Regions from separate parts of the Mus musculus genome. Here regions 1 and 3 are each linked to region 2. Evidence: chromatin loops called from intact Hi-C (ENCODE). Cell type or tissue: heart. All regions are shown on one strand.

Evidence for each region. A loop is a pair of places that touch in the nucleus more often than their neighbours do. Peaks named below come from ENCODE experiments on the same cell type or tissue, not always from the same donor. Only the 100,000 strongest peaks of a DNase experiment are listed, where the experiment ranks them.
Region 1: a loop joins it to region 2, with 2.4 times the contacts of the local background. A loop is called at or near these places in 5 of 42 quality-filtered maps.
Region 3: a loop joins it to region 2, with 4 times the contacts of the local background. A loop is called at or near these places in 5 of 42 quality-filtered maps.

What each region holds. Positions count from the first base shown.
Region 1 is chr14:63,354,985-63,362,984 of GRCm38, reverse strand. Gm36165 (a long non-coding RNA gene) reads right to left here and starts at 4,313. Exons shown (of 4, transcript XR_874703.1): 1 at 4,140-4,313. Gm46458 (predicted gene, 46458) reads left to right here. Exons shown (of 2, transcript NR_168493.1): 2 at 2,105-2,982. It also overlaps Gm4151. In heart, a CTCF peak has its summit at 4,809 (motif pointing left); DNase peaks (open chromatin) are centred at 1,044 and 5,674; H3K27ac peaks cover 5,838 bases.
Region 2 is chr14:63,266,909-63,274,908 of GRCm38, reverse strand. It overlaps a transcript of Gata4 not described here. Among named protein-coding and RNA genes, the nearest start is that of Gata4, 26 kb to the right of the region's middle. In heart, no CTCF peak of the experiment used is centred here; DNase peaks (open chromatin) are centred at 3,348, 3,878, 5,718, 7,598 and 5 weaker places; H3K4me3 peaks cover 5,373 bases; H3K27ac peaks cover 6,810 bases.
Region 3 is chr14:63,334,822-63,342,821 of GRCm38, reverse strand. It overlaps Gm4151. Among named protein-coding and RNA genes, the nearest start is that of Gm36165, 20 kb to the left of the region's middle. In heart, a CTCF peak has its summit at 4,293; DNase peaks (open chromatin) are centred at 181, 3,191, 4,081, 6,771 and 1 weaker place; H3K4me3 peaks cover 1,062 bases; H3K27ac peaks cover 6,630 bases.

The DNA of each region.
Region 1 (8,000 bases), 88 kb before region 2:
ACAAGACTGTCTTCCTGTGATAGCTCTGGGTCACATAGGTCAGCTGGGGTTGGCAGCTGTCCACTCTCCCTGCTGCAGAGAGGGGTAGTGCTGGAGGCTCAGGTCTCTCATCTCACAGAAGACTGTAAACACTAAGCATCCACAGCTACTTTGCACAGACCCGGAAGCACCTTGCCCTCAGCTGGGGGCCTCGGGCCTGTCTGCAGCACCACAGCATGGAGGTCCTGCCCCAGGAACCAGCTTCCCTGTGAATGTGCTCACAGGGACCTTATGTGGGATGCAGTACAGCCCTCTCAAACTCTGTTCCCACAGCTTCTCATGACTTTTCTCATCTGCCCCACAGATTACACAGGGTCACTGTGAACCTTAATCTGTTCTGCAAGCAGAACATGTGCCTCCTTGCCTAGTCTTGAGTAGCTGTAGGCATTGGGCAGCACCATCATTGGTCTTTGTGTTAGTACCATTCTCTCTCTCTCTCTCTCTCTCTCTCTCTCTCTCCCTCTCCTCCCTGCCTCCATCCCTCTCTCTGTCTCTCTGTCTCTGTCTCTGTCTCTGTCTCTGTCTCTGTCTCTGTCTCTGTCTCTCTCTCTCTCTCTCTCTCTCTCTCTCTGTGTGTGTGTGTGTGTGCATGCATATACTTGTATACATGTGCCTGCAAGAGACCCAATGTTGATGTCAGGAATCTTCCTGGATTGCTTTCTACCCTGTTCAGTTAGGGGAGAACTATTAATCAAACCCAGTTCATCGTCAATACAGATACTTTTGCTAGTCAGAGAGCTGCGGGTATCCTGTCTCTGCTTCTGAGGTTGAAACTGCAGACACCCACCTGGCTTTACAAGGGTTTCTGGGAATCTGAACTACAGTCCTCAGACTTGCATACTAACAAGTTGAATAGGCCCTCTGGAACCTTGTTCCTTGGGGCTGTAATGACGAAGTCCCACAGGGTGACTTCCATGCAACTGAGGCTTATCACACTAAACAGTGGACACCAGGATGCCAGCATGCTGGAGTCCTACCCAGTGTTCTCTTCTGAGCTGTAGCTGGCAAGCTTCTTTGTCCTCACATGATGGAAAGAGGAGCAGAGAGCTCCCTGGGTCCCTTTTTATAAAGGCACAAAGCCCATTCATGAGGGCTCCAAGGCCAATTGCTTCCCAAAGACTCAACATGTATGGAGGGTCCATAGACATTCTGTTCACTGCAGCAGGACTTGTGGATAAGGCCCACGTGTGGTGATGGCCACATATTGACCGTGAGGACCTGTGGCAGAAGCTCACTGCCCTGGGCTTCTGTGTCTTGTTCTGTGTGTGGTGATTATACCACATCTTCTGCAGTAGCTGAAGGATCAAAAAGAGCTTTGTAAACTCCAGCCTCTGTTTTGTTTTGTTTTGTTTTATTTTGTTTTGTTTTGTTTTGTTTTGTTTTGTTTTGTTTTGTTTTGTTTTGTTTTGTTTTGTAAGGGTTATGGGAAGAGGGATGGGTAGGTAGATAGTGGTAGTTGCTGTTTTCATTGCTATTAAAGGTCCCAGTAAGTCAGTGACCCCCAGTTTTTCCTGGAACCAGACTCACTGGGGGTGTCTCCAGACTCATAGAAGGCAAAGTACCCCGCCCAGGGCCATCTGAGACTAGTTGTGAGGGGAAATGGGGATGGCACCTTGGAGAAGCATAGCCCACACTAATAGCATTCAGACATTCTCACTCTCTCTCTCTGCTGAGTGGCCTGCACTCAACTCTACCCTCTTCCCAGTGTCCTGGGGCCCACCATTTCAAGGGCAGTGACATGCATAGACACAGAAAGTGGAATGGTGGGGCTGATGGTGTGGGGATGTGAGAGATGCAGGGTGAGCATCTACAGAGTCCCAAGCCTCCATTTGGGAAGTGGAATAGATCTAGGAGTAAATGGTTAGACCTAAGGAATGTGCTCATGTCACTGGGGGTCCTCTTTAAAACCGTTAAGATGGTCACTCTGATACTGAATGTATTTTGTCATAATAAAATAAAATGTAAACAAAGCTAAGGTAAGTTCCTAACCTGAAAAAAAACAAACAAACAAACAAACAAACAAACAAAAAACTCAAAAAGAGTTTATGCAACTTCTTTCCTCTAGGTACAAACTCAGGAGGCCCTCTGTGACTGTGTTCTGATGAAGACTGGTCCCTCTAGCTGGACAGTGGTGGCGCATCCCTTTAATCCCGGCACGCAGGAGGCAGAGGCAGGCAGATCTCTGAGTTTGAGGCCAGCCTGGACTACAGAGCAAGTTTCAGGACAGCCAGAGCTACGCAGAGAAACCCTGATTTTCACAGACAAACAAACCAGGCTTGGTGTAGATCTCCAGTCCCAGCTACTCAGAAGCCTGGGGCAGAAGAACTGACAGCTCAAGGCTTTCTTGTTTTATTCAGATTGTTCAAAGCCAACTGGACAACTTGGTCAATGAAACAAGAACAGCAAGAAAACTGGGGAGGTAGCTCAGGGGTAGAGCCCTTGCCTAGCCAGAGGCAAGTTCAGGCCCTGATCTGGGCACAGCCTTCTATGACCTCTGCTCTACTCTGACTACTATAAGATGAACGGATTTTAGATTCCACGTGAGAGTGAGTGACAGGATGTGGATTCTGTTTCTCTGCCTGGCTAATTTCACTAAACATAAAGCCCTCGATTTCTCATCGTGTTGCAGCTAATGTCAGGCTTCCATGTTTCTATGACTGCAGAGCCTTCCTGTGTATTTGAGTTCCACTCCTTTATCCATTCACCTGGCAGTGGGCCTCATCATGCCAGCACCACTATGAATAGTGTCAAGGCCAGTATACTTTAAAAAAAATAAATGTCACTAGTTTCTATAGGACCGTCTTTGTAGGTATCAGGGACCATTTATCATAAATGGAGGTCTTTATGACTTTTTTCTACTCTTTCTTGAGTAAAACTATTTCTCCTCAAGAAACAAGCAACTGGGGAAGGGAAATCTTTTATTAAATATTTTGCTCTATTTCAGTCATAAGTGTGTATGTATAATGGCATAATGTGTATAATGTCATAATGCTATATGATAATATAGCATTCACTGTGAGCACATGACCTTGAGACTACAGTTATGGGGTTTGGAGACACCACACTGTTCACAGGGAAGAAGGCTGCTGTTCCAGGTGACGCCACCCCTGAGACTGTAGGTTCAGTCTAAGTCATCTCTTCTGAGCTTGACATCTGAGAGAAGTGTGCTGGATGGGTGGAGGTGTGAGGATGGACCAGTGGCTATGTGTGTGTGGGGGGGCTCTAACTCTTGTCCTTTCTCCACCCTGCCACTCCAATCCCTCTCCTGTCTCTGTAGCCTCCTGGCCACCACCTCCACCTCCCTCCTCACAGCTTTCTCCTCTGGCAGGGTGGCTATCTGCGACCCATCAGCTGAACAAGGCATTTGTCAACTCTAATGGATGGAGAGCCCAACCCTGACATCCTTCATGCATCCCCAGGGGCTTTGATCTTCTTGTCTACACACATAAATGAGAGGACTACTGAGGCATTCAGGATGAGGCACCAGGAATGTCTTTGCAGAGGTGCTTTGGCCTGCAGAAGATAAGAGTAATGAGCTGCCATCCCAGGCCATTAGGGCCAGAGCTCCAGGGGACTCTTCATGGAAAAGTTAGTCAGGAGGCTGGCTTCAAGGGATCTCCCTGTCATTACTCCTTGTTGGTGTTTATATCTGTGGGATGTAGATGAAGAGGCTCGTCCCTCTGGTACCGCCTTCCCTCCTCAAAGATTACACTCAACTGTGGTTGACACTTGCCAAGGTCTCCCTGCCCAACATGGGGTCACGTATGGTTACTGTCAGGGGTTTTGGAGTTGGGGGCTTGTCGGGGGCAGGTATTTCTAGGGCCTGTGGAGTCATAGCTGGCTTAGGAAAGTTTTCCATACTATTGCAAACCTGTCTGGTCTCTTCCATCTTACTGCATCTTTTGAAGGACCAAAAAAGAAAAACAGGATTACTGTCCTCACTGAAGTCCAAACATGAGATTGGCAGGAGTGAGTGTTTGTGGATAGGGATACTTTGAGTGGACACTCAAATGATCAAATGGCATCAGTGCGGCAGACAAAGGTCCCATGATTGGTCGGGAGAGCAAGCAAAGCAGCGGTTCTGATCTCGCAGCACTGACCTGTCTGTTCAGCTCCCTCCATTGGCTGACAGGCTCACACCATGTGTGTCACTGGGACAGGTGTGTGGTGACAGGACACATCCCAATGGTCTGCTTTCTTCCTCCATGAGCTCAGCTTCCAGCAGGATTTCTCTTTCGTACAACAGCTTTCTATGAAACTGGAAGTGGTCCTGCAAAGCCATTCTCTCCCCCTCCCCCTCCCCATCCCTCTCCCCCTCCCCCTCGCCCTCCTCCTCTCCCTCTCCCTCCCCCTCCTACCTCTCCCTCCCCTTCCTACCTTCCTCCTCCGTCCCCCCTTACATTTCCATACTTTCAGTATCACTAGGATATCCTTACCTGTCCCCTCCTGAATGTGTCTGCTAATGGGTGTCTCACTTCCATCTTTGACTTGTTGGCTGCTTTGAGTTCTTTCTGTGTTGGGCTCATACCTGTTTGCCCAAAATACTGATAGGATGCTGGGCTTTCCTCCTGGCCCTTGGCTAAGCAGAACAAGCACAACTCGTGTCCATGGTTCTTATGTGGTCCATGAAAGGTCTTGCTCTATTCCTGTCAAATGGTGAGAGGATTTTTTTTTTTCTATTCCACTCACTTTACCCAGGCCAACACTAACTCTCAGAGAGCTTTCCTATGGATTAGAAAGATGCACTTCCCACACTACTGCCACCTGGTGGACATATGCTGTAATGATCCTGTGAAGGCCAGTGCCCAAATGCCTTGCTTTGCTTTAAGTGTCAAGAGGCCCATTAAGGAACCTTGTCACAAGTGCCTACTGAAGCCTAGCTTTTCCTACTTTTTCGCTGTCTAAAACACTTCAGTCCCCACTGGGATCACCCTCCCCTGTCCTCATAGCTCACTCTCTGGATCAAACCTGCTAAGGGGCCCCATCCTATACCGTTATGTTTGTAATATCCTTTCTTTCATTCAACAGCTTCTGAGTGGGGACTTGCATAGACCCCATTGTCCCTAGAAGTCACATACAGAGTCAACATTGGTTATCACAGCCCCTACCTAATCTGGAAGTCCTCTTTGTGGCTACCAGTTCTGTGGGGCCAGCTACTACCATAGAGCGCAGATTGGCATGTGTCAGCTGCCAGGTCATGGTCCTTGACAGCATTAAACATCCTTCCTGGGGCTGTGATACTCTCACCTGTAGTTTGGGAAGGAGAGCCTGTCCTGTCTTTATTCCCAGGGACACAAGGTCACATACACACAATGGGTAAATGTAAGAACTGTCCCTGTCTGGAGTCACTTTCTGTCCCTGATCATTGTCTAGAAGAGGGATCTAAGTTTTAGCCACCATCTATCCCTGCTGTACCCAGAGTTTGCTCAGCCTGGCTGGTTGGCAGGGTCTTCCTTAGCTGCAGAAAGAGTTAGGAGAACTAGGAAGGCCCTTCAGATGCCAGGAATTCTTTACAACATGTCTATTTCAGTTGCTACATTGCTGCCTTAAATTACTGAGATGCCGGGGCAGCCAGCCTGCCTCTGACCACTCATGTGCCTCCCATCCTAGCCCTGACCCTATCCTCCTCAGTGCCCTTCGTGGGCATCACAGCCCGAGACAGTCTGAGCCTGGACTCTATCCAGAACAGAGCCAGGATAGGGCCCAGCTCTCCTCAGAGCATTTGAGCCAATTAAAATGACAAATGACTGAAGCTTATCTTGCCTCCTCTGCCTTCTCCCCCTCCACTCTGCATTTAGACCTTCCCTTCCAGGGAAATGGGCTGGGAACACCTTCCCTCCTCCAGGCCTGCGAACCTTCCAAAGTTGGTGATGACGTGACGCATGGCTGTTCCTCTACCTCCCCACCAGACCACTAGTGTTCTGGGAGCCTTGCTCTACAATGGAGAACAAGGAAGAGGCAGAGGAGATGGGGAGAAAAATAAGACCACTGGCTCAAAATCTTTTAGACTGTGTGTGTGTGTGTGTATGTGTGTGTGTGTGTGTGTGTGTGTGTGTGTGTGAGAGAGAGAGAGAGAGAGAGAGAGAGAGAGAGAGAGAGAGAGACCATTAGTTTGGGGTCAGAGGTTGATGTCTTCCTCAGTCATCTTCCATCTTACTTTTTGAAACAGGATATGTCGCTAAATCCACAGCTTACCGGATCACTGATTTGGTAGAGTGGACCAGGGATATGCCTGTCTGCCTCATTGCACCTGGCTTTAAAAAAAATAGGTTGTGGATTCAAACTCAGGTCTTCATACCTGCATGATGAGCACTTTACAGCCTAAGCCATCTCCATAGCCCAAAAAAACTGGGTTTTTTTGTTTGTTTGTTTTGTTTTGTTTTGTTTTTACGGTAGAAATCCTTGGAGCTTATTTTAAGCTCTGGCCTTGGGCTTTAGAGTTCTAACAAAAGGTGGTATAATCACAGCAAGGATGACCATCCCCCATGCCTGCCCAGGAAAGAGGCAGGAGACAGTCACATGCAAGCCCATCTCTCAGGTAGGCCATCTCCAGTGGGAATTCGTCCATCAGGGAGACCCTTCTGCAGGAAGAGGCCCATCTCAGGGGAGGACTGTCTAGAGCGGAGGCCAGCAGGTAGAAATAAGAGATGTGGATGGTCTGTGACTCGTGTTCGTCAATCTCGTGCCTGGTACCCCCACCTCAAGGCATCTGTCCTAACTTCCCTAGGAAGCAGAACTTCCACCTCTGCATTTAGCCGATTTAAAGGTCTCCACTATCATCAACAAGACGTTCATTTAAGATCTAAATGGAAGTCTAAACACAGCCCTTTGCTTTTATCATGCCCCCAATGGACTCCTGCCGATCCTTCAAAACCCAGTCCGATTACTCCCCCGTTTATGTGCCCTGCCCTCTGTGAGGCTATAATTACTTCATTGAGTTCATTGGTATTTTCATAACTGTCTGCTACATGCCAGGCACACCGTTGGCCCCGTGAATGGCTGAATAACTAGGAGGAAGGAAATTCTTCCCTCTTCTAGGCATGTGCTTAAGTTGAAAGAAGCAAACAGAAATTTCCTTAAAACTAAGCCAGGTGGGTCCTCAACAGTAGATCCAAGGCTGTCATTGGGGTACAAGCCTGTAATCCCAGCACTGAGGCAGGAAGGTTGCGAGTTCAAAGTCATCCTTGGCTACATCCTGAGTTCAAGGTAAGCCTGGGCTACTTGAAACTGTGTCTCAAATCAACAACAACTGAAAGCAAACAGAACAGACCACTACACACACACACACACACACACACACACACACACACACACACACGGCCTCCTTTGGTTTCCTGTGCTGAGTTTTGTATGTGGCCTCCAGGTAGGTTCAACAGGTGTGAAAGTTCCTCTCTAACACACAGCTTCATGCTGAATGCTTCTCTTTCTGATAGAACTTGGGGCTCACAGGTCCCCAGCTTCTTGGGTCTGAGCTACTGCAGTAGACTTCTAGTTGACCAACTACTAACATAGCTTCCTAGGCTGACCTCCTGGGCACCACTGTGAGCCAGGCAAGCACCCACTTCCCACGGAAATACACAGTTCAGTGCAGGCCCAGTTATGGGTCCTGGAATGATGGGGCTAAGAAGAGCTCAGGGATCCATCAGTTAGCCATGCACGGAGATGGTGGTGGCCCTCCCTGCACAGGGCAGGGACACAGTTTAGACAGTGGGCTCTCAGAAACCCAGCACAATCAGCAGATTGTACACTCCTTGCCTGCTTAAAGCATGGATGGATGCTCAACAATGGCCAACCACTGCACTCCCTGCTCTTCAGGTCTGGGTGCTGCACCACACTCAGACATGGCCTGCGGTAGTGACGCTAGTGTTGTGATTGATGGAGGCAGAAATTAGTACACATGTGAAGCATGCTCTGTGTCCATGTGTCCATGTGTCCATCCCTCGTACCTGTGGCCTCACATG
Region 2 (8,000 bases):
TAAGGAAAGGAGAGACCCTCTCCAAGTTTAGATCAAAACTCTATAAAAGACAGAAAGTATTGTAGTAGTTATTTACAAAAGGAGATACAGAGTTACCAGTGGAAGGGCAACTCTGCTTCTGGGGATAATCACAAAAGAAAGGAAAGCAGGGCACAGCAAAGATGTTTGTGCAGTGTTAAGAGAGTATCTGTCTCAATGGTTACAAGTAGCAAGATCTTCCCCAGGCAAGAACACCAAGTGCTGACTCAATAGCAGATGCTCAGTCCTGAAAACATATATGCAAGGAACATTATACAGACGATGCAGGTTCTTACTATTTAGGAATAGACATAAGTAGATATATATATACATACACTTACATACACACACACAGAGACACACGTTTGCATGTAACAACAATTAATGAAAAAAGGGTTATGACTGTGAAAGAGAGCAAGGAGGGGAATATGGGAGGATTTTGAAGGAGGAAAGGGAAGGAGGAAATGATGTAATTATATTATAATCTCAAAAAGTAAAGGAAACCATTTTTTAAAGTTGGCGACAGCTCAAACATATGTCAACAGATGGATAGAGACATAAAATGTGGTCTGCACACATGGGCTAGCACCATTTGGCCTTCAAGAGGATGGAAATGCTAGTGTGCGCTGCAATGTGGATGAAGTATGAGGATGCAGTGCTAAGTGGGATGAGTCAGTTACAGGTGTCTGTGGTTATCAAACTCATACAAGAAGAAGGCAGAGGGGCTGGGGATGTGTTGTGCGAGTGCTTACCATAGAACCACAGGCTGGACTACAGAATGGTGGGGTTTAGATCCCCTCAAAACAAAAAAAAAGCTCTGTGTTTCTTGTATGAGGCTGAGTTTGATCCCCAGGGCTGTCAGTTTGATATGGTGACATGTGCCTATAATCACAGCTGGTGGCTGAATCAAGAGTTCCAGCTCAGCCGGGCGTGGTGGCGCATGCCTTTAATCCCAGCACTCGGGAGGCAGAGGCAGGCGGATTTCTGAGTTCGAGGCCAGCCTGATCTACAGAGTGAGTTCCAGGACAGCCAGGGCTACACAGAGAAACCCTGTCTCGAAAAACCAGAAAAAAAGACCAAAAAAAAAAAAAAAAAAAAAGAGTTCCAGCTCATGTTAAAGCCAGCCTGGGCTAAAAGAGACCTGGTCTCAGGACAAAAAAAAAAGAAAGGAGGGAGGGAGGAAGGAGCAGGGCCAAAAAGGTGCATGCCTGTAATTCTAGCACTTGAAATGAGAGGCAGGAGGATTGGATGTTCAAATCCAGCCTGAGCTCCGTAGTAAAATCCTGTCTCAAATTAAAACTGGGGGACTAGAGAGATGGCTCAGCCGTTGAGAACATTTGATGCTCTCTCGGAGGAACAGAGCACCCATGTTGGTGGTTCACAACCACCTGTAACTCCAGCCTCAAACAAAGATACATACACGGACACATAACAAAAGCCAAAAATAAATCTATTTTTAAAACGGTAAAATGGGGGCGGGGGTGGAGTTTAAGAGTAGGGCTCTTGCTTGCTTGGTATGTTCCTGGCTTGGGTTCAACTCCAGTAATGAAAGAGACAGAGACAGAGACACAGAGAGAAACAGTGAGACAGAGATAGCAGGCAGAGACAAAGAGACAGAGGAAGGAAGGAAAAGAGACACACAGACAGAGAGGGAGGAAGGGAAGGAAGGAGGGAGGGAGAGAGAATGTGTCTGGAGGGGGATATGGTTGTATAGAAATGTCCTTAATGCCACTGACCCCTGCGGATTAAAGCAACTGAAGTAGTAACATTTGTATTGTGTTTATTTTATAATAACCACAGTAGAACTCACGTGACCAAAGCACTGGGCTGGTGACAGTTAGCCGGCTGGACAGAGAAGGCCTGTGCCTCATCATGTTCAGCTCACTCTTCAGGAATTTTAATGACCTGACGCTTCAGGGAGTTTTACATGGACATCTTCCTATTGAGTAGTTTCTGCAAGTCATATGGTAAGGGCAACACATAGAGACGGAGGGCCATGGTGGGCACCTTATTCATCACTCTGCAAATACTCAACAAACTTCTTGGAAGGGAGGGAGATGCGGTCCTGTCTCTTTCACATCTCCCCCTTTTCCTCCAGGCCTTCCTTCATCTCTCTCTTCCGGCGCCTATTTTCTCCTGGTAGACACCCCTGGCTTTTCAATTCTAGGTTCTTGTTCTGCATTTGGAGATCAGTAATAACTTGTCTGGATTCTCTCCACTATTCAGGGACTGTTTCAAGGACCCCGGGAAACTAAGAACTGGGAAATGCATTAAAGTATGCCGGCAATATGTTTATTCTTCTTGTTATTATTAAGAGGTTCCTCTGGGAGTCACCAACTCCACAGGGGCCATCTACCCTGAGTAAAACCAGAGGGATCTGTTTGCCTGGTTCCCACGGCTCACTCTGTGAACCTTTCTCTGTGCCTAACCCTGCGTTCCTGGGGCACTTGGGGGGCAGTGGAGATCCACATCCCTAGGAGTATTCAACAGAGCTGACAGTCACCTGGAAGAAGATTCCTGCTCAGGGAAGGAATAATTCCAATTCTCTTCCTATGCTAAGAGGCCACTGGTTATCACATGTTTAGGACTCAACTGATGGGGAAACCAAAGTGGATTCCATAGTTCCCTTGCTCCATGACTTGGCCACCTCTCTGAGTTTGGGGTACCTCACTCAAGGTCTTAACCTACACGCTGGAGGATCTGCTGCCCCTGGTGCTAACCAACAATGCTCTAAAACATCCACTGCTTTTCACTGTGCCATAGGCTAGGCCATAGGAGGAGACCCTCCTCCCCTCTGGCCTGTAGGACCACTTTTCTAAGGGCAAGCCTTGGGTACAGCAGCAGGTTGGGGGAGGAGCATTCTCCCAGTAAATGATGATGCCCTAGGAGTGTTCCGCCTGTGTGCAGTCCTTCTGAGTGACCTTGGGCAGACTCGGCAGAACCTCCTGGATGTGGATTTGCTTTAAAGAGAGAGAGAGAGAGAGAGAGAGAGAGAGAGAGAGAGAGAGAGAGAGAGAGACCAGCCAGTGCTTATGCCCCGACAGGGCTTTCTTCCACTTCCACACGTACCAAGGAGAAAAAGCCAGCCACCAGCCACGGGACTCGCTGAATTAATGAATCACTTTTCTTATCTATTTTTTGCTGTTATCTAATTCTGAGAGGGAAGCCGGGAGCAGAGGGAGTTGGGAGACGTAGCTCACAACGTCTCCCTCCCACCCGGCTCAAACAGGCTGGAATCTCTGGGCCTAGAGGCTGATCTGTCCCTGAAAGCTGGCCTCCAACAAGCTTGGAAGAGCTTCCACCTAGGGTGAGTCACCTCCAAATGGCCCTCCTGTCAGGAGGCCAGGAGAAACAGCCAGGGGATGGAAGCCACAGGAGCACTGTGCATGGTGGAGAGGAACCTGGGAAAGAGGGAACAGAAAGGCTTCCAGGGCGCCCACCCAGGCTTTGTGGGATAGGTGCTGGGGGCTCTTCAGCCTCTGCCTAGAGGAAAGAGAACAGATTATTTCTAGGACAACCTGCTGAGGTTCTCTCTCTCTCTCTCTCTCTCTCTCTCTCTCTCTCTCTTCTTCCACCTCTTCTGTTATTCTTTCTTACAGTTGGCTGGCATTTTAGTTTCTCTATTTCCTGGTTCATTGCCTGATTCCTGTAGTTGGAAACTAATGGCAATGGTTGGTCGCCACCCCACCCAAAAAAACCAGGGGAGTGGATGCAGGCTGACCACAGAAGCCAAGCAGATTGAAGCAGGTGCCACTGGGCCTTTGCTCCCTCCAGCAAACCCAGATCGGTTCGCTGGGGTCCCCTATGGTCACCCGTGTCCTCTGGAGGACTCAGGCAAGTCCTTTCCAGCCAGGCCACAGTTCACTCTGGAAGCGTTGGGCCAGGAAGTGTGCAGCCGATCCCCACCGGGCTGTATTGGTTAGTTGTGAATGGTTCTTTCGGGATTTGCGCCTCCTTTCTTTGCTCAAGCAGGGCAAGGGTCAGCCAGCTGCTGTGTGGGTTTGATTTTCATTGATTCCAGGGTCGTGTCTAGCTGGGTAGAGATGGGTCCTGTAGGTGTATGGAAGCAAGCATAAAGCATGCTTTCCGTTCACTCTATGTGAGGAGAAGCCTGGGGCTGTGTGGACTTTTGCAGCTGAGTCAAACCTACCTCTCTTTCCTTCTCAAGACAGAGGTGGTGGGTGCCAAACTTTGAATCCTATTATCCTAGGAAAGAGCTGAATAAGGGGAGTCAAGACAGCAGTGGTCTCTTTGAGAACAGGACTTGGAATAAGGAAGCCGGAGGCCTTGGAAGAACTGCAAACAACTCAGGTCCTTCCAGGCTGGCAGCGTTGCTGTCCAGACCTCCTCTACTTGCTCAAAGGCTGACAACAGACATCTGGGCATTTTTGATACTGGTACATCTTCTGGCACTGGGTAGGCTTTGGTGTCCAAGTGTCTAGATTCCCTTGTACCGGTGCAGGACACATTGCCTCTGCAAAGTAGAGATTATATTCCCCTGCAGTCAGTCCCTCTACCCCGGAAGCTAGCATGGACTTCCAGCAGTAAACTCAAAAGCTACCTGGAAATTTACCCTTCCCCTCTACCCTGTACTGTCAGCACACCACTTATTTCCTCCTATTCTCATTCCCCAGTACTCTCAAAAAAATTTTTTTTAATTAAAAAAAAATAAAGCGAAAAAGGCATAAAAAAATACATATACCGATTAAAGGAAAACCTTACTGTAAGGCTTGTATAACTTATGGTCACTTGTGTCCATTGTCCACATTGTTGGTATTGCTGTTTAGTAGTTGCAAATGGTTAGTTTCTGCTATCTTTATTTTGATAAATCAGTCTAGGGCAGATGGTATTTGAAAGCTCCCCTTTGTGAGCTTGTGTTTTACGGGCTCATTGCCACGGGTTTCGCTCTTCTAGGAACATGTTCTGAACATGTTTTTTGTAGTTTTGTATCGCATTTAGTGGGATCTTAAAAACAGTGTTCTGTGATTGGCACGAAAGAAATCCTCAAGAGCTGGTCCCGTTGTGTCTCTCGGGGCCAATCAAATACCCATTTCCAACGGCTTTCTAATGCCTGGTTCTGTTTGCACAGGAAGGGAAGTCACGGTTTGCACCCGTGAAGTCTGGGGAGGTTCAGAGCTGGGAACTGCCCAGAGGAAGGGGTTCGGGGCTACAGCCATCAATCTCCAGTTGTTTAAACATAACGCTAAGTGGAGACTCGAGGCAATTATCCGAATAATGGGGGAGGGGCACTTTCACCTGCATTATCCGGATCGAAAGTGCGGTGTGGTGACAAATCCGGGGCTTTTTAGGCCCTGGTGGTTCTCAGCGGTCTTGGGAATTTGAACGGCTTTTCTGTCGGTTCTGCAAAGGAAATTAAGGGAGATTTCTAGAAAGGCTTGACAGGCTATCCTGCAAGGGGGTGGGGGGAAGGCTGGGGGGCGCCGCGGGACTCCCGGATCTTGGGTGATAAAGGCAGGGGGCAGATCTAAGATCAACAAACCTAGCGGCGTCAGGCTTGGGCAGAGGGTAAGAAAGTTCAGAGATGGGCGCCGGGGAGAACCACAATCCAATCGGTCGGTCAAAAGAAAAAGAGGTGGGGGCGTCAAGCAGGGAGGGAGTAGGGGCGCGGCCGAGAGTCTTCTTGCCTGTAGACCGAGGGCCCCCAAGTGTCTGGCGGCGGGAGGTGGGGATAGAAACACCACCACCAGTTAAGTTTCTCAGGGGACAGAAAGTGGCACTCTTTAAAGGGGTGGATGCAATGTGGGTAAGGAGGTGGGGACTCTAAATAACACGACCTCAGAAAAAGCCTCTGTACTGCCCAACGAGACAGAACTGTCTCCAAGTGAGAGAAGTTACAAATGAAGACAGTATTATTAATGTTGTCTAGTTAAATCCTTGATGTGTGTCGCTAGGTAGCTCACAAACTCCTCTTGCGTCCTTGATTGGCTTGTTTTCCTCTCTCCCCGAACGAGGAGGAGAAAGATGGGAGAAATATGCCCAAAGTCTAGCCAAAAAGCTGAGACTAGTCGCTGAGTGACTCCTCTACAGATTAAGTCTCCTCGAGGCCCCGCGATCCGGGCAGCAGCAGATTGCGCGGATTGCCTGCGGAGCCTGGGCTTCGCGGACCTCCTCACACTGAATCTGAGTTGTGGTGGCCGGGCGGCCCGGTGGAGCAAAGTGACAAAGGCTTGAGCAGGGTCCCTTTCTCAAGGCTGGGAATGTCCCCGCAAACGGGTTCGCTACCACTTTACGTGCCCAGCTCACCACTTAGCTCTGGGTAGAAAATTCGATACCAGATTGCTCCTTTCAACCCTGGTGGCCCAAGTCTCTTTGGGGAGGGGGTGGAGATGGCGAATGGATGGGTCGTGGCTGAAGAATAATAGCTAGTCCGCTTCCTTGCTCGCAGGGTTGATGGGCTCGGACGCTTGGTCTACGGGCAAGAAAGTTTCAGCCGAGACCACTCTTGTGACCTACCTGGGCCATCGTGCTTTGCGCCTGAAACTCCTTGGCAGAACAAAGCCCATGAGTCGGATGACCTGGGACCGTAAGAAGAGCGGTCTGCCTTCTCTGCCTTCTCTTCTACCTGCTGCCCTCTCTTGCACCTCTCCAGGTGTCCTAAGTGGTACCCAAGAACTCCTCTCCAGGGCAGTTTCCTTTTCCCGCTTGGGGTTTAATAATAAAGACACTGAGGCTTCTGTATAGTATAATGCTGTTGGCCTGTTTGCCGGGGCAGTCCCTCCGCTAGCTCACCAGACTCAACCCGACTTCCTCCGCCACCGTGGCTCTCCACGTGGCTCTCTGCTCTACTTCTCTGCCCTGCTCCCGAACTCGTAGGAAACTTGGTACCCATTTCTTCCTACTTTGCGTCCGCCCTAAAAAAATTCCCAGCCAGAGTTGCTCGGTGGTAGCCCGCTTCCACAGAAAGGAAGGAGAGAAGCGTAGGTTTAGGGGTGATTTAGGTCAGTGTAGTAGCTTTCCAAGCTTTCCCTCAAATGTGCCCCCAACTTCTCAATACCCCTATGGAAAAACATTCAGTGGAAGGGACTTAGCCACCCCAGATCCATGACGCTATACACATAATCATTCAGGTCTTTCTATGGCCGAGATTAGTGCAATATTGAGAGAGTCACGATTAACACCTTAATACTAGGTAAGGTAAGGAGCCGGTTGATGAGTGGCCAGAGAAACTGGGACTAAGGAAAATTTCTTCCTTCATCTGCGTTCTTGGTTCCGGCCTCCTGCAAATCAGAAATGTCTTTGAAGATGTATATTTCTTGAACTTCGGGGAGTCTGGCTTGTCTAGAAGAGCGGAGTGACTTGGCATCCGCGTGCCGACATTCAGGGAAGGACACTGTCCCTCCATTCGCAACCCGATTCTTAACAAAACTCCGATCTTGGTAAAATTTCGATCTTAATAAAATTTCTGGCAGAGTCTCACAGTGCCGAGCATAGTGAAAAACTAGAGTGGTGGCTGCAAACACACACACACACACACACACACACACACACACACACACACACACACACACAGAGTTACCCCTAAGCAGCTACATCACTGAAGTACAGTGAAGGCTTGAGTGGACGCCGGCGCTGGTCCCTGGACCCAATGCTGTTGTTTCATTGGATACCGGGAAAGGGTGCTTCTGCCCTCTGCGCATCCTCCACCCCCCCCACCCCACCCCCGTCAGTCAGTCTTAGGAGCGTCTTTATTCATTCTGTACAATCTACTTAGCCTGGTTTTCTCCTTTCTCTCCCCATCTCTCCTTCTTCCTCTCCCTCCTCTTCTCTCTCTTTCTCTCTCTCCTACTCACCACCCGTCCCTCCTTTCTTCCCCATCCCCTCTTCTAACTCAGCTCAAGAATTTTCCTCCTCTGGTTTAATCGAAATTGTCTCCTTCATTTGATTCCCTTTCCTCCAGTTTTGCTCCTTAACTCGTTTACTGCCTGCCAGTTACCTTCAAATACACATTGCCTGCCTTTACA
Region 3 (8,000 bases), 68 kb before region 2:
TGGGAATGTGGTGGAAACAGGAATGACAGTCCTTGCCTGTGAGGCTTGCCATCGATGAAGGGGACAGGAGATTATCCAATAATAATGACAAAACCTAGCTAGTGCTATCCAGAGATCTGTGGAAAACAGAAAGCAAAGAGGGTGCTAAATTGGGGGTGTGGCCAAGAATGAACATGCTTTTTCCGCAAGGAGGTCACTGACTTCCCAAATGAGTCACTATTCTATGTGCAGAATTGCAAATCCCAAGAGAGAAAGGAGAGGCGGGGTGAAAGACAAGGTCAGAGACCAGAGAGAGGAGGGGAGAGTCTCCAGGCATTGTATGAGGAGGCAGAAATCAAAGGCCAGGTGGGGCTCTGATAACTCTCTAAACAAAGCTGTTTGTTCTGGAAGAGGAGAAAGCACTTTAATGTTTGTAAGAATTTTCCAAGAAACCCTGCTAGACCCTCTACCATCCTGGAAATCAGCCACTGGGATGGGGGAGGCATAAGAAACGTGACTGAGCAGAGGGATGCCTCGGAAATGTCACCTGAACCCCAGGAACCAACCAAATGAATCCTAAACATGAAACTTGACAGGAAAGAAAATCATACTCCCCTTACTAAAGCAAATCTGGACGCTATGCCTCTCCTGCTCTGTGATTCCCACTTCTCCCCGGGCAGCCAGCATTCTCAGAAGACACTAAGCAAGTTAAAGTGTGTGCACTTAACCACACATATATGGTCTTTTAAGTAGACTGAATAGAGGGGTCATGGGTGAGGTTTTACTCTGTCCGGGTAGGAGGATGCAGGACTTCAGGCAAAAGAATTTTTTTAAAGGCTGCCCCTAAAACACACCAGCTCCAGCCAGGCATGGCGCCGTGTAGACTCATGATCCCAGCTACTGGGAAAGCTGGGAAAGAAGAATGAAGAGAGTCAAGGCAACATGAACAATTTATCAAGACCCTGTTTCAAAGTGAGAACAAAATAAAGGCTAAGGGTAAAAAGCTCACGGTAGAGCTTGCCTAGTGTGCAAAAGGGCCTGATTCAATCCCTCTCTCTCCCTCTCTCTCTCTCACACACACATACACACAATCTCTGTCTCTTTCACACACACATCTGCACACGTACTCACATACATATACACACATACACACACTATCTCTCTGTTTCTCTCTTTTACACACACATCTGCTCACATACTCACATACATATACACACACACATACTCACATACAGACACACACAATCTCTCTGTCTCTCTCTCTCTCTTACACACACATCTGCTCACGTACTCACATACATACACACACATTCTCTCTCTCTCTCACATGCACAGTCTCTCAAACAGACACAACTGCACACATATATACATACATATATATACATACACACATACATACACACACATACTCACATACAGATACACATTCTCTGTCTCTCTCACACACACATACACAAAGTTTCTAACACAAGCACATTCTCTCACAAATACACATATAGACATACTCTCTCACACACATACACACACACTCTCTTTCACACACACACACACACTCTGTCATACACACAGCTACACATGCAAACACAAACACATAAACACCCATACACACACACACACACACACACACACACACACACACACACACACACACACACGTAAGAAGGGAGGAAGGGAGGACAGAAAGGAAAACTTCATGGAGAATCCAAATGAGCACATGCCTCAGTTGGAATGCTTGAATAGGACTCACAAAGGCCGGAGTTCAATTCCCAACACCATATAAACTGGGGAGAGGTGGTACACACCTATAACCCAAGTTCTTGGAAGGTAGAGGCAGGAAGATCAGAAGCTAAAGATCGTCCCTAGCTATATAGTAAGTGTGAAGCCAGCCTGGGCCACAGGAGCTGTCCAAAGAGGATAAATAAATAAACAAACAATAGCCTTAATGGTAGAATTCAGGGGATCAGTCCCCAGGATGGGAAGGAGATGCTCACTGAGCACCTGGAAGACCCTGAGGAGTGAAAGTAGCCGATGTGATGGAGCCTGCAGCCCTGCCCTGTTCCTAAGCCTCCCTTCATCCCAGGAATGTGTGTTTAAGACAAAGCCAAGCGACTTATCTTCTGCCTCTTGATGTCATGGAAAAAGGCTTCAATTTGGACGCAAAAGACCTAGATTTAAATTCTAGTCATAGGCAGTGGCTTTGATTGCCAGGTTGGCACAGTGCTCTTCCTGGAAGGTCTTCTAAGGCCTGGCAAGAACCTAGTAAACAGAATTCCCACATGTACTCCTGGTCCGTGGAACTTGCTGGTTTAGCTCTGGGGCTCAACTTCAGGTCTGATAATGCCATGGTGGGACAAGCTGGATACCCAGTGGCCCAAGATCTCCAGTGGATCGATGTGGTCAGACCTCTCTCCAAACCTGTCACATTCTTAGGCAGCACGCTGACGTGTATAGGTTTAACAGGACTTACCCTGTCTGGTGCCACACTGCATAGGTAAAACTCTGCTTAACATGAAGCATTTAAAGTGGGCGGTGATGGCACACACCTCTAATCCCAATATTTAGAAGGTTGAGTCTGGAAGACTGTGTATTTGAGAGCAGCCTATGCAATAAGTTAAACAAATATCAAATAAGACCCAAATTGGGGCTTGCTAATAACACTTTGTCTGGAGCGCTTGAACAGACTTGCTATCCACATACTCTGGCTCTACAGGCAGTGGGACCTCTCAATACTTGCACATGTGTCCAACCTTTGGACATCGGAACACAGTGTTGAATTTACAAAGCTCGGGCTTGAGAATGTCCCAACCGAGTCACAAAAGTAGACCTGATGGTGTTTTAAGTCACTTTACCATTTTGTGTCGGGCTACACTCACTGCTGTCCTCAGCTTCTGTTTGGCAGGCTGGACCTGCCTGGAGCACACTTGTTATTTCTTTTGAGAGATCAAGTAAGAACTGGAGACTCGGTGGCTTCCAGATGAAGGCCAACTCAGAGCCATGGGATTCTTCCTCTACTCTGCTCCAACTGTCAGAAAAAAGGGACACCAGGACACTGGCCTCAACCTTCCTTCCACTCTGGCCCGCACACCCGTTCCTCACATTAGGTTTGGAACAAAGTCCCCAAGAGCTAAATTATTCATAGCTTCTAACTACTGAGCACATTCTGAAGACCAGACTCCTAGCCATGTCCTCTGCACAGCTCCACCCCACCACCCCATCGAAACTGCCACCTCACATGCTCTCCTGCCTCACGGTGACCTTGCTGAATCTAAGAAATGAAGTCAAGTACACTGCACAGGGCCCGCTCAGCCCCGAGTGGGCTTCATTCCCGGTCAGCCAGATGTTCTTCCCAGGATGCTTTGCGATAACTGCAACCACAGCGCACGTGTGTGTGTGTGTGTGTGTGTGTGTGTGTGTGTGTGTGTGTGCGCGCGCGCGCGCGCATATGCACACACACATACACATGTGTACACACAGGCCATCTCTATATGAATAAACTCAATCCCCAGAGGGCCAGCAGCAGGGAACACACAAAGCTTCCCTGAGAAGTTGATCACACTAAGGTTAGGGCCTGGGTGCTCGGACTGGTTTTAACCCAGATTGTCCCAGTATGTTTATCTGGCTCCTGCCAAGCCTGACCCTGGTGGAGTCTTCAGAGGATGACAGACATGAAAAACAACAACAACAAAAAACCCAGGGTGGCCCTGGGCTCACCTTTTGCCAGGACCACATAGGTGTGCTAAGTCCCAGATCTCACGGAGAGAGCTCAAAAGTCCTTACCACGTTCCTCACTCAGCCTCTCAGCTCTGAGGGACGCTAGTCCTTGGATGCCAGAAAGAAAGGCCAGGAATTGTGGCGGGGAACCCACCCCATTGTGGCGCCCACAGTGGCCCAGCTGTTAGGGGGAACGGGGTGAATTCTCATGAGAATTCTGATAAATGGGTTCCTCCACCCCTCCCCCTCCCTCAATTAAAGCGGAGGCTGTCGCAGCCCCGGTGCAGAAACCACTTCCAAGCCAGGCATGACATCAACATTTCAGTGATAAGGGGTGGACAATGGGGTGTTAGACTAATAGAAAAACAGCAGTGGATAAGGCCCGGCTCCTGATACTCAGACTGATGGGAAATACCATTGTCTGTCGGGTGTCAGCTGAGTCCCAGGGCGACAGGGATTCCAGAGGCGTGGGGGGGAGGGGACAGGAGGAGGGCGGAGGGCAACAGGAGGGGATCCAGTGAGCAGAGAGGCCACAAGTGATACAGAGCCAAGTCTTGCAAATTATGGGAGACTAGAGCCGCCTGGCGCCTGGCGTATCCCTTCCCAGAAGCCAGCGGGGTGCGCCGGCAAGCCTTCATCCTGGGTCTGAGCACCTTTCTCTATTCTCTTCTCAAGACACGTGCCTGACCTCCCTAACGGGTGCACCTGGTTCTTAGTGCCACAAGGTTTATTTTATTGTTTGCAAAGCTGAGGATCAAACCCAGTGTCTCACGTGTGCCGGGTAAGCACTCTACGGATTGAACTACATCCTAAAGAGCAGTTTCCACAGAATTTTAAATGTTTGATCAAAGTAAGTTACAAACACGGTGGTTGTACTTGAAGACAGTTAATTATATATATATGTATATATACACATACACATACATATATATTTAACAACGGAAGAAAAATAATGAGTATCTTACCATCTACCACCTCCCTCAGCACCCCTCTCTCAGGCTCCGCCTCCCCTGGAAATCGGTGTTAGATCCTAGCTGCAGTTCCAGTTGTGAGGCTTCATTTCTTCTGTGTCTTTCCCTTCCAAGCTGCAAACTTCCTCCCCCACACCCGTTCAAAACCATTGCAATGTTTGAATTAAATAGTCATCACTGGTTATTCTGAGAATAAAAATATTTCTATGCATTTCTTGGATCTTTGTCCTCATCTGAAGCTACGCTTCTTTTCCTGAACACTGGCAGTCTGGCTCCTTGGTGAGGACTAGTTTTGACTTGCTGAGGTACTGGATTCTAGGTTGGAAATCAGTTTTGCTTTGTGTGCCTATAGGACTGAATCTGTGGCTACTTCCTAGCCTTGGCAAGCCCAGCCTAGCCCCTCTTCATTTCCCAACCTTCTCATTGGGGGCTTCCATGTTGGTATCATGTAAAGTATGTCTTTCTCCTTCATCGTACTGGACAGAAACACATGCTGCTCAGCCGTGAGAAATGTTTATTATTTCTTGGCTGGTTTCTGCCTCTGCCCATGGTTTCTCCGTTGCTGTTCTAGGGTTTCTAGTAGCCAGGACATTAGAAACCTGCCCAGGTACTTCAATCTTCCTGTTTCTACTTTCCTGGGAGTTTCTTCAGCTTCGCCTTTATCTGGCCCTACAAATTCTACAAATTTTCCCTATTGAATTCTGGCCTTCCCTTTTCTGTGTGATGTGGTCTTATACCTTCCCAGTCTTGTTAATCAAGACAATATCATATTTAAACAAACTGATTAAACATAGGTTTCTATGGGTTTTTCTTCTTCTTCTTCTTCTTCTTCTACTTCTTCTTCTTCTTCTTTCTTCTCCTCCTCCTCCTTCTTCTTCTTCTTCTTCTTCTTCTTCTTCTTCTTCTTCTTCTTCTTCTTCTTCTTCTTCTAACACTATTTGGTTACCTCTCAATTCTTTGTATACCACTTTTTTTTTAAATTTTATTTATTTTATTATTATATGTAAGTACACTGTAGCTGTATTCAGACACACCAGAAGAGGGAGTCAGATCTTGTTACGGATGGTTGTGAGCCACCATGTGGTTGCTGGGATTCGAACTCTGGACCTTCGGAAGAGCAGTCGGGTGCTCTTACCCACTGAGCCATCTCACCAGCCCTGTATACCACTTTTTTATAGGAAAGTTTTTTTTTTAATTATTTTTAGCATCACAATATTTTCATAATACACTCCATACTTGAATCCTATTTGCCCCCTGTTGCCAATCCCTAGAAATTAAATATCTGTGTCTTTTGTTGCCTTTGCTGGGATGGTGGCCCTTTGCACGCTGGTCAAGTTCTGGTCCACTAAGCCGCATGCTCAGCTGTAACCTCCTCTCTACTCTTTCTGTTTCTCTCCCCTCCACTGATGGACCATGAGGGGTGAAGAAAGGTTTGATAAACTGTACACATTTTACAAATGGGAGTCTTGTATATCATGTCCCATTTTTTTAGCTGAACAAGAAGAAAGTATTACATAAGTAAATGCATATGGGAAGCCACGTGATCCTCATGTTTATTTGATTGCCTCAAGCTGCACACTTTCATACATAGGACGGTTAGGAACTCTCTTGTTCCAGTCATATTATTTATTTATTTCAGGAAGAGGGTGTTAAGGGCAGCAGGTCTCATGTAGCCCAGGCTAGTCTTGAACTCACTACATAGCTGAAGATAGCCTTGAACTTCTGATCCTCCTGCCTCTACTTTTCTAGTGCTGGAATTAAGTCATGCACTAGGTTTTAGTGGGTGCTGGGGGTTGAACCTAAGGCTTTGTGCATGCTAAGCAAACACTCTGTCAACCGAGCTGGAACTTTTTGTATGGTGATGCTGCCTCTGGCTGCTTATCAGCGCCTGTTGATGTGTTATTTGTATTAAATTAGCACTTCCTCCTTCATTAGGTTATCCAGATACCCAGAAAACAAAAGGGAAGTGCCAGTGGCGCTCCTGAGACTGGAAGGATTCCTTCTTAGGAACTCAAGTCGGACTGAAACATGAAGGTGCAAGAGCAGCCGATGTTTGGCACTGGGCTGAAGCACACTGAGTTATTTGGCTGGTCATACATACTCAGTGGGGAAGCTCAGGATGTTCTGGAACAAGCACAGTATTTGGAAAGGTTCAACTTTATGCTTGGAAGCAGGTTGTAATCGGAGAGCCTGTGTATCTCTTAGCTCTTCAGGAACGCCCTCTGTAGTAACAATTCGTTGCCTGCTTTTACACAGTTGAAACCGACTGTAGTTGGGAGCCCCTTCCCTCTTCCACTTGGGAGAGACTTAGGACTTAGGAGAGAAAAAGACTAGGAGAGTGAGACAGCAGTCTCTCCAGTGCCTGTCATGGTAGCCAGAGCCTCGCCCATATCGGCAGCTACAAGTGGCAGCTGAGCCCAGCCACTCACTTCCTCCTCTCTCAAGGCTTGTGTGCCGGGGTCCATCCATTCTGTCTGTTCCTGGCCCTTTGATTCCTTCAAAGAGCAGAGTTCTCAGGGCTGGGCATGTAGCTCAGCTGGTCCATTGCTTGTGTGACATGCAAGGAGCCCTGAGTTCACTCCATAAAACAGGGTGTGAAGGAGCTGGCCTCTAATCCCAGCACTTGGGAGTGGAGGCAGCAAGCTCAGAGGTTCAAAGTCAGAAGTTCGGGGTCATCGTTGGCTGTTTCATGAGTTTGAGGCCAGCTTGGGATACAAGAAGACCCTGTCTCAAAAAACAAAACCAACAAGAGCAACAACACCACCCCAAACTAAAGCAACAACAAAGAATTCTGTACCGTGGAGAGAAAGTGGCTTCTCTAGCTTATCTGTGCTACCCACATCTCTGCTACAAGATAGCACCCTTATCTTCTTGTGTCCAGCCCCATCTCCAGCCCCGATGTCTGTGCCTTCTTGAGGCTCTTGAGAAGAAAACTCACGTGGAGGAGATGCCTCCAGTATTTGACTGAAACACTACTCTGCTTCCGCCAAACTCTGAGGAACACCCTCCGCGGGAACTTTTCTGTCGAAATGCAGACTGCCAGGCATCACAGCACGGCCCTGCCTTGGTACATAGTTGGCACTTAATAAATACTATGGGATTTGTTTAACTAGACTTCAAATATGTAGCCCCTGACCGCATATGGTTTACTATCCAAAAAAAAGTGGCCAGAGGACTGTTTACATAAAATCAAAGATATGTTTTCAAATACTAAGACAAAGAGATGGCTTTTAAAATAATTAATCAGGAGGAATGCTGGGTGGCCAGTCACTCAGTGCATGCTCACCAGACATCTGCGGAACTGAGAGGATCACCCAGACAAGTGGAGGTCACCCCTTT